Linked DNA regions of Mus musculus: region 2 is linked to region 1. Evidence: chromatin contacts called from ENCODE POLR2A ChIA-PET data. All regions are on one chromosome and are shown on one strand. The core of a region is the stretch at or near the end of the contact, and the rest is flanking DNA. Distances in the headings are between cores, read along the strand shown.

Region 1 (4,129 bases), core at 498-2,997:
GTCATTCCTACATTTGGCTTGAGACAGTGCATCTGTGGGCTAGGTCTTCAGTCTTAAGTGTGGGGCATGTGATGATCGGTTACATAAAATCAACTAACATGCCAGTAAAAGGTGTGACGGCAGAGCATCTGCCTTTTAGGGCCGCAACAGAACCACTTTGGGAGGGGGTGAGGTCTGAGGGAATGCAGGGGAAAGAGACCTCAGAGGCTGTGTCAGAAACAGTAACCTTGCTCCGGGACACAGCCGTGTGTGCCAACCACAGTAGGGAGGTATTCAGCTCTTACAGCCAAGTTAGGACTGACAGCAAGGGCTTGGGCGGTGCCCACCTCCGGCAGAGCAGAGCAGGGGAGGTCCTTTTGCAAAGCACATTTAGGAACCCTTGGGGCAGATGTGTGCTAATGGAAAGATACATCCTGGACTGGGAGGCTCAGGATGAGCCCCTGTGCACAGTAGACACTGCTGGGGTTCAACTTGTTTGGTCTGCAGTGTTCCTCTGCGGTAGGCAAAGCCGTCCTCCATCCCCTAAGTTTTGTGGTACTGGGGATTGGACTCAGGACCACTGAACTATATCCTGCCTGCCACCCCTTTAAACAGCTAAGGTATCCAGGGCAACCTAAACTCATTCTTCTCTTGCCTCAGCCTGAAGAGCAAAATTATAGGGGTTTACAATCATGCCCCAAAAGTAGAACCCATTTTATAGATGTGAACACTTAGATCCTGAGACTATCTGGAAGTGGCAGGATAGCCCCTCCGTGGAAGCAAGGCAGTGCCAGGGTGCTAGGACTTGGACACTGTGTCCAAACACAAAAGAAGTTCCACCCAGTTATCTACTATAATTGAGTCAGTTAACCCAAGGCCTCATTTAACAGTCTCATTGTGGACTTGGGAGGGCACAACTCTGAGAAGGGGGAGAGACTGGGCATGAGCCTTCCCTGCAGAGCCAGAATCACGTGGTCTGGACTAACTACCCTCACTGAATACTGAAAAGGAAGTGGGTATCACGGGCAATAGCTGACTAGGTCCTGCCCTTCCCCACAAAACTCCTGCTTCTGTGGTCACTGACCTGGGGGCAGCTCTGAAGCCACAGTCTCAGCAAGGAATGGGGAGCAGTGCTAAATGCATTGTGGGGCAAAGTATTGGCTCTGTGAGCTAAGTATTAGAAATGCTTCGGGAGCTGGGCGTGGTGAGCCCGCCAGTGGTGGCGCACCCGTTTAATCCCAGCACTTGGGAGACAGAGGCAGGAAGATACTGAGTTTGAGGTCAGCCTGGTCTACAAAGTAAGTTCTATAAAGAAAACCTATCCACACACACATAAAACCAAACAAACAAACAAACAAACAAACAAAAAACCGCTAAAGTGAAAATGCTTCTTCTGGAACGGATCTGGTATCCATTCAGCAGACAGGAAGATACCTTTGAGACCAGCCTGTTACCTCAGCTTCCTTCCTAGCCACTCACATCTACCCGCTGGCATTGTGAGCAGCAGGCTGTCGTGTCCAGGTTTGGCACGAGGGGCGCCAGAGCAGATGATTTGGGTCTGTGTAGGTATCAGTAACCTGCTTAACATTTGGGTTTTAGGCCAATTGAGGACTAGTAGGGGGTTGGCTCCACCCCCAGCCCGGGTTGCCCCGCCTCTCCCTCACCCTGACCCCTGCGCAAAGCATGCCGGTAGTTATGGGCTGTGCAAGACTGCGGTCCCACCATGCGATAGGACCGGTCTATCGCTCCGCATTTTTCTCCCAGCTTCGGTACTTCCGGGATTTCTGGTCCCAGTGTGCGTGTCGGGATTACAGCCTGACTGTCCCCGGCCCTATGTAGGAGGACCAGACCCTGACTGTTCATCCTGAGCCGTCCGATCCCACCACGAACGGGCCATGCATGGGAAGTTGCTGCCGCTGGCCGGCCTCTATCTTGTGCAGGGTCTGCCCTATGGACTGCAGTCCAGTTTGCTTCCCATTTTACTGCGGGCCCGTGGCCTCTCCCTAACGCGCGTGGGTCTAACCAAGGGATTGTATGCTCCATGGCTGTTAAAGCTGGCGTGGGCACCGCTGGTGGACAGGCGGGGCACCCCGCGGGTCTGGTTAACACTCAGCACACTGTCCCTGGGCTTGGTGTGTGGACTGCTGGCTGTGTTGCCTCCTCCGCAAGCTGGCCAAACAGGGCTACCTACCACCGTGATGGGGCTGCTACTGCTGCTGAATCTGGGTGCAGCGGTGCAGGATGTGGCTCTGGACACACTCGCTGTGCAACTCCTAGAGCCAAAGGAGTTGGGACCTGGGAACACTGTACAGGTGGTCGCTTACAAGCTGGGATCAGCACTGGCTGGGGGTGGACTGTTGGTCCTCTTCCCCACTCTCTCTTGGCCACTGCTCTTTTTGCTCCTAGCTGCCACCTACTGGCTGGCTGCTGCCTTAGCCTGGGCTGCACCAGCCTTGGGAAGGCTGCCATGGCCTCAGGCCTCAGAGCATACACCCCACAGCTCCTATCTTCTACAAGATTTGCTGGCTGTGCCTGGGACCCTCTGGACAGCGGGCTTTGTGCTCACCTACAAGCTGGGTGAGTGAGGCCTGCAGTTAGTTACCATCGAGCTTAGAGCCCAAACTCTATGTTGGTCCCTAGGGCCCTGAAACCCACTCAGGGGACTGCCCTATGCTGGAATACCAGCCCAGAGCTCTGTAGCTCAGTTTTGTTTCACCTCTTAACTTCCCTCAGCTCCAGCCAATGCCCAGCCCTTTCTCTTCTAACATCTGGGGCCCATGAAAATGAAGGGGACCAGGGGCCTGACTGGTTGGAGTACTGAGGCTCCTGGAAGAAAGACTGGGGCCATCCTTGCTTACGGTCTCCTGTAGGTGAGCAGGGTGCTGGCAGCCTGTTTCCACTTCTCCTGCTGGACCATGGTGCTTCTGCCTCAGACTTGGGGCTATGGAGTGGCTTGGGTGCTGTGACCTGCTCCATTGCTGGCTCCTCCTTGGGTGGGGCTCTACTGGCCAGGCACTGGTAAGCACTCCCCAACCCTAGCCTGACCCTCAATTCCACCGGTGTCCCAGGTGATCTTACCATAGCATCTCTCAATTCCCACCCCAGGCAGCCACTGAAGCTGTTGAAGACAGTGCTGCAGCTCCGCCTTGGGAGTTTGGCTTGCCAGACTGCTCTGCTCTTCCACCTCAACAGCCCAGGGGCCAGCGTGGACCCTGGCACAGTCATGAGAGGTAAGAGGTGGACATTGGGGGGTAGGGGGCAGGAACCCAGGCTCCCACTGACCTTTCTTTGTTCTTCCAGGGGCAGTTTTGCTAAGCCTATGTCTACAACAGTTTTTTGGGGGTGTGGTCACCACTGCCACATTCACTGTGATGATGCACTGTAGCCAGCTAGCACCCAGAGCCCTGCAGGTAAGAGGGAAGGGTAGGGATGCCCAGGGACTGCAGGGGTAGAGAGTCACTCGGCCCTGATCTGCATTACCATTCCTAGGCTACACATTACAGCTTCCTGGCCACTCTGGAACTGTTGGGCAAGCTGCTCCCAGGTACCCTAGCCGGCGTGCTGGCCGACAGCCTAGGCCCACATCTCTGCTTTGCTGTCTTCCTTGTACTCTCAGCCCTGCCTGTTCTGGATCTCCGCCTGGCACCCAGTAACCTGACCTGAGCTGGATGTTGGTTAGGGCTGTCTATAAAGCCAATAAAGCTATGTATGGCCTGGATGTCTGGGACACAGGAAATGCAGCTCTCCTCAAACTGAAGGCTATGTTACCAGAAAGCACATAAAATTACTGAATGCTTTTTATTCTGCAGTTTGGATCTTCTTATCCCCTTCCTGCAGCCAGAAGGTTTTGCCTGACAGTCAGTGATGGCCACATCATGGCCTTGGTGAGCCTGACACCCTCGGAGTAGTGGCCACAGTCTGGCTTGCCTCATGCCTCAATCATGTGGCACCCTCCCATGTAAGGTGGTCATCGGCCTCTCAGCAGGAGCTCTTCTGTAGCTAGGTGCATCAGGGCATGAAAGTCCAGGTGTAGGTACTTCCTCCAGAAGCGCCGGTCCAGCCCATACACCTGGGCTGGGTAGCATGGACTCGCTAGGGTGGAGCAGAAACACAGGCCTGAGGACTCAGCTGGCTCTAATACCCATCCCCC
Region 2 (4,129 bases), core at 472-2,971, 200 kb after region 1:
ATGGCAGCACTCAAAAGAGACAGATGGATCTCTGAGTTTGAGTTCCTCCTGATCTAGAGTGAGTTCCAGGACAGCCAGGTTTACACAGAGAAACCCTGTCTATAAATAAATATATAAGGTGTCTTTTTTCAGGGCTGGAGAGATGGCTGAGCAGTTAAGAGCACTGACTGCTCTTTACCTAGAGGTTCTGAGTTCAATTCCCAGCAACCACATGGTAGCTCACAACCATCTGCAATGAGATCGGATGCCCTCCTCTGGTGTGGCTGAAGATCATATAAAATAAACAACAATTTTTTTTTTTAAAGATGTCTTTGTTTCTGAAAGGACAACCCAGTGGCAGATGCCTATATAGGAAGAGTGTGACAGGGCTGAAAACTTGCACATACATTTACAGACTCTCACAAAACTGTCCTGTGGGCCGGTTGGCTGAGATATACCCTAGTGCTGGCAGGGCCCTATGCCCTGCACGGTTCACAAGACAAAGCACTAGCAGGCATCCTCCCACAGACTTTTCTGTATAGGCATCTTTCATTCTGGTTCTCTTCTGGGCTGACTCAACTCCTTACCCTGCCCCTGGGTGGCTTGATTTACCACTCTGCAAGTCCTGGAACCCTGCCACCCAAAGCTCCACTACCCTTCTGGAATACCCTGTGCACCAGCATCCTGTGGAACTTGAGCCATGACGATAACTCGGTGTTCTTTCCTCGTTTGTTTGTTTGTTTTTTCGAGACAGGGTTTCTCTGTACAACCCTGGCTGTCCTGGAACTCACTCCGTAGACCAGGCTAGCCTCGAACTCAGAAATCCACCTGCCTCTGCCTCCCAAGCCCTGGGATTAAAGGCATGTGCCACCACGTCTGGCCTGTCCCTTCTTCTTTTCAGTGTGTCAGATCACCAACCCATGTCCCTTCCTCCTCAATATGTCAATTTTAGCCTCTGCCATGTAAAATCTCCCAGTTCTGACAAACCTCTCTTACCAATTGGGACCCTGACCCTCAGTTACCTCCCTCTCAGTCTACACGTTTATGCCATTGACTACTTAGGTTTCACTCAGATGAAGAACCTCTGTTTGGGGGGCTCTGTGCCACTTTATCGCCCTGCATCGCTGCGTTCCTTCCCCGCTTTAGCTCTCCAGGGTCATTGCCCCCACCCTCTTTCCAATTGCTGAGGCCACTAACTTTTGGCTTCTTTGCCAGACATCTTGAGAACTCCGCAGGTGACCTTCTTAAATCCCAATCATTATCTTCTTGTTCTTCTTCACCTCCTTCCTCCCCTCCACCCCCAACCCCCTACCCCAGACTGGGTTTTCTTTGTAGCCCTAGCTTGTTCTGGAACTTGTTTTCTAGCCCAGGCTGTCCTGGAACTCCGCCTGACCCAGTCAAATTTCAATCTTCTAGTTCGGCAAAGCACTAGGTTTCCAGTGTCTGCACATCCAATCTCCTCCGTCTGGGCCCAGCTCGGAAGCTCAAGATTCTGCGTGGCGTTGCCCTGGACAAATCCTTCCACCTCTTGAAGCCTCCTCTCTCCCGCCCTTCCTCCGTAAGACTCTTGAGTCGGTTTCTTCAGAGTCTGCCTCTCCCCAGGACGACAAGTTTCAGCAATTGCCTTGGTTCAGCAATTTGGTAGACACACAGGACACCTGCATGTGACTACAAGACCCGACAGGCATTGCGCTGGGGAAGGGGCGGAGTTATGGCCCCGCCCCGGAAGATAAGGCTGCGTTGACCCGTCTATTTCCTCTTTCGGCCTTGCTTGCCGGCAGGTAAGTTGTGCTCTGTCCGCTGCGGGTTTTGAAATTATCCACCGCCATCCGCCGCCGTTAACTACTTGGCGGTCTGTCATGCGGCCTGGCCCACTCGTCCAGGATCAGAAGGGAGGGATGGCGTTGCTTTCGGCCTTGGGGGCTGGCAGGAGGCTGGGGATTTTTTTGGACGCTGAACTCGAACCATTTCCAGACTCGCCGCCATGGGCCGTGTGATCCGAGGGCAGAGGAAAGGCGCGGGTTCTGTTTTCCGTGCGCACGTGAAGCACCGTAAGGGCGCCGCGCGCCTACGTGCTGTGGACTTCGCGGAGCGACACGGCTACATTAAAGGCATCGTAAAGGTAGGAGGGCACCGGCGGGAGTTAAGCAGGCGGGGAACCGGGCGTCTCGAGCAGGCCTTAGAATACAATACACCACCCTGACCCGTAGGACATCATTCATGACCCTGGCCGCGGCGCTCCCCTCGCCAAAGTCGTCTTTCGGGATCCCTACCGATTCAAGAAGCGGACAGAGCTGTTCATCGCAGCGGAGGGGATCCACACTGGACAGTTCGTGTACTGCGGCAAGAAGGGTGAGCCTCCAGGCGGGGAAGGAAGGAAGGGTTGGGCCCGGGACTTTGGGTGCTGAGCTGAGCTTCGTGGGTTGGGATCGGTGTGGGTTTGGCATGGCTTTTAGCGTTAACAGTCGTTTTGCCCCCTCTCTCCACAGCCCAGCTGAATATCGGCAATGTTTTGCCCGTGGGCACCATGCCTGAGGGTACGATCGTGTGTTGTCTGGAGGAGAAACCTGGGGACAGGGGCAAGCTGGCCCGAGCCTCCGGGAACTACGCCACAGTCATCTCCCACAACCCAGAGACCAAGAAGACTCGAGTGAAGCTGCCTTCGGGGTCCAAGAAGGTCATTTCCTCTGCCAACAGAGCCGTTGTTGGTGAGTGCGGGAGGGCAGTGGGGCCTTGAAGACGCGGGTGGTCGGCATATGAACTGCCAGCTGCTGGGCCTAGGCCATAGAACCACATTGCTTATTTTCTTGGTCATGGGAGAAGACTAACAGAATGCAACTGGGGATTTAGTTGTAGAGTGCTAGAATACCTACTTCGTAAACAACTAACTGATTCCTGTCCTGGGGATTTGATTCTTTTCTGGTCTCTGGGCACTGTATAAATGTGTATGGATACAGACATGTAGGTAAAGATGCCTGTGTATACATAAAATTAGGTTAAAAAAAGATTACACCGCTTGACACTTTTGTGCACTGTGACCTAGGAATTCTGATCCTGCACTTGAGTTTAGTTGGTTCATTTTAGAAAAGATAGGACCAGTAGTGGCTGTTAAAAGATGTTCAAGTCAGTGAAAAGGGGCCATGACTTATCTCTTGTTTAGTTACTTGGAAACATCTTAGGATCTGCTAACCTCATCCTTGCATAGGATAAGTTCTGAGGGCACGTGGTCAAAGCATGCTGTGTTTGGTAGGTGGGTTTGCCCATTTGTGGGAGGTGTTTTCAGAGGTTGAAGGACCTGTCTTGAATATCAGGCACTGAATATTGAGGTGCACCCCATGGAAACTTGGGCTGAGTCAACAGTTTGCTTTAATACAGGCATGGTCCTTGCCTCACCTGTCAAAGTGTCAGTTTGCAGAGGGTAAGGGGTTTCCTAGGTAGAGCTTGCTGGACTTCTGTGGGGTTGTAGATTTCTGCCATAGACTAATGGTGAATGGTGCATGTCTCAGAGGTGTTGTGTCACTTTTCAGGTGTTGTGGCTGGTGGGGGCAGAATTGACAAGCCTATCTTAAAGGCTGGCCGTGCCTACCACAAGTACAAGGCAAAGAGGAACTGCTGGCCACGTGTGCGGGGTGTGGCCATGAATGTAAGTAACCAAGAACTGAGTGAGTGGGCTTTTCTTGTTGCTGTGCTGGGAGGATCTGCAGCAGGGAGGTCCTGGGCTGTCGGCTCTTCCCGTGTTCCCTACGTAGGTGAGATGACCCTTACACTAACCTAACTTCATTCTCTTTTTAGCCTGTGGAGCATCCCTTTGGAGGTGGTAACCACCAGCACATTGGCAAACCCTCCACCATCCGAAGAGATGCCCCTGCTGGGCGCAAAGTGGGTCTCATTGCTGCCCGCCGGACTGGACGGCTGCGTGGAACCAAAACTGTACAGGAGAAGGAGAACTAGAGTTCAGGAGCTAATAAAGTACGTCCTTTGGCTAATCCGGCGTGTGTGAGCCTCTTTTGTGAGGGATCCCTGGAAGTGAAAGATGCTTCCACCCTACAAGGGAGCATGGCATGCTGCGCCTGGGATTTGGGTAGATGACTTGAGACCAGGTCTCTACATAATCCTTGACTGTCTGGAACTCACTGAAGATCAGGCTGGG

Evidence for each region. ChIA-PET counts read pairs that join two places held with the same protein, here RNA polymerase II (POLR2A).
Region 2: POLR2A ChIA-PET joins it to region 1 with 15 read pairs in embryonic stem cell. The contact joins the promoter of Rpl8 here to the promoter of Mfsd3 in region 1. POLR2A ChIA-PET finds 5 or more read pairs at or near these places in 3 of 5 experiments (Patski and embryonic stem cell).

The regions. Positions count from the first base shown.
Region 1 is chr15:76,699,795-76,703,923 of GRCm38, forward strand. Mfsd3 (major facilitator superfamily domain containing 3) reads left to right here and starts at 1,748. Exons shown (of 5, transcript NM_027122.3): 1 at 1,748-2,556; 2 at 2,850-2,997; 3 at 3,085-3,209; 4 at 3,280-3,389; 5 at 3,469-4,129. The coding sequence starts at 1,875. The coding sequence ends at 3,642. Recql4 (RecQ protein-like 4) reads right to left here. Exons shown (of 22, transcript NM_058214.3): 22 at 3,759-4,071. The coding sequence ends at 3,947.
Region 2 is chr15:76,902,350-76,906,478 of GRCm38, forward strand. It overlaps Rpl8 (ribosomal protein L8), which reads left to right and starts at 1,722. Exons shown (of 6, transcript NM_012053.2): 1 at 1,722-1,760; 2 at 1,954-2,101; 3 at 2,190-2,331; 4 at 2,469-2,687; 5 at 3,507-3,622; 6 at 3,772-3,969. The coding sequence starts at 1,964. The coding sequence ends at 3,930.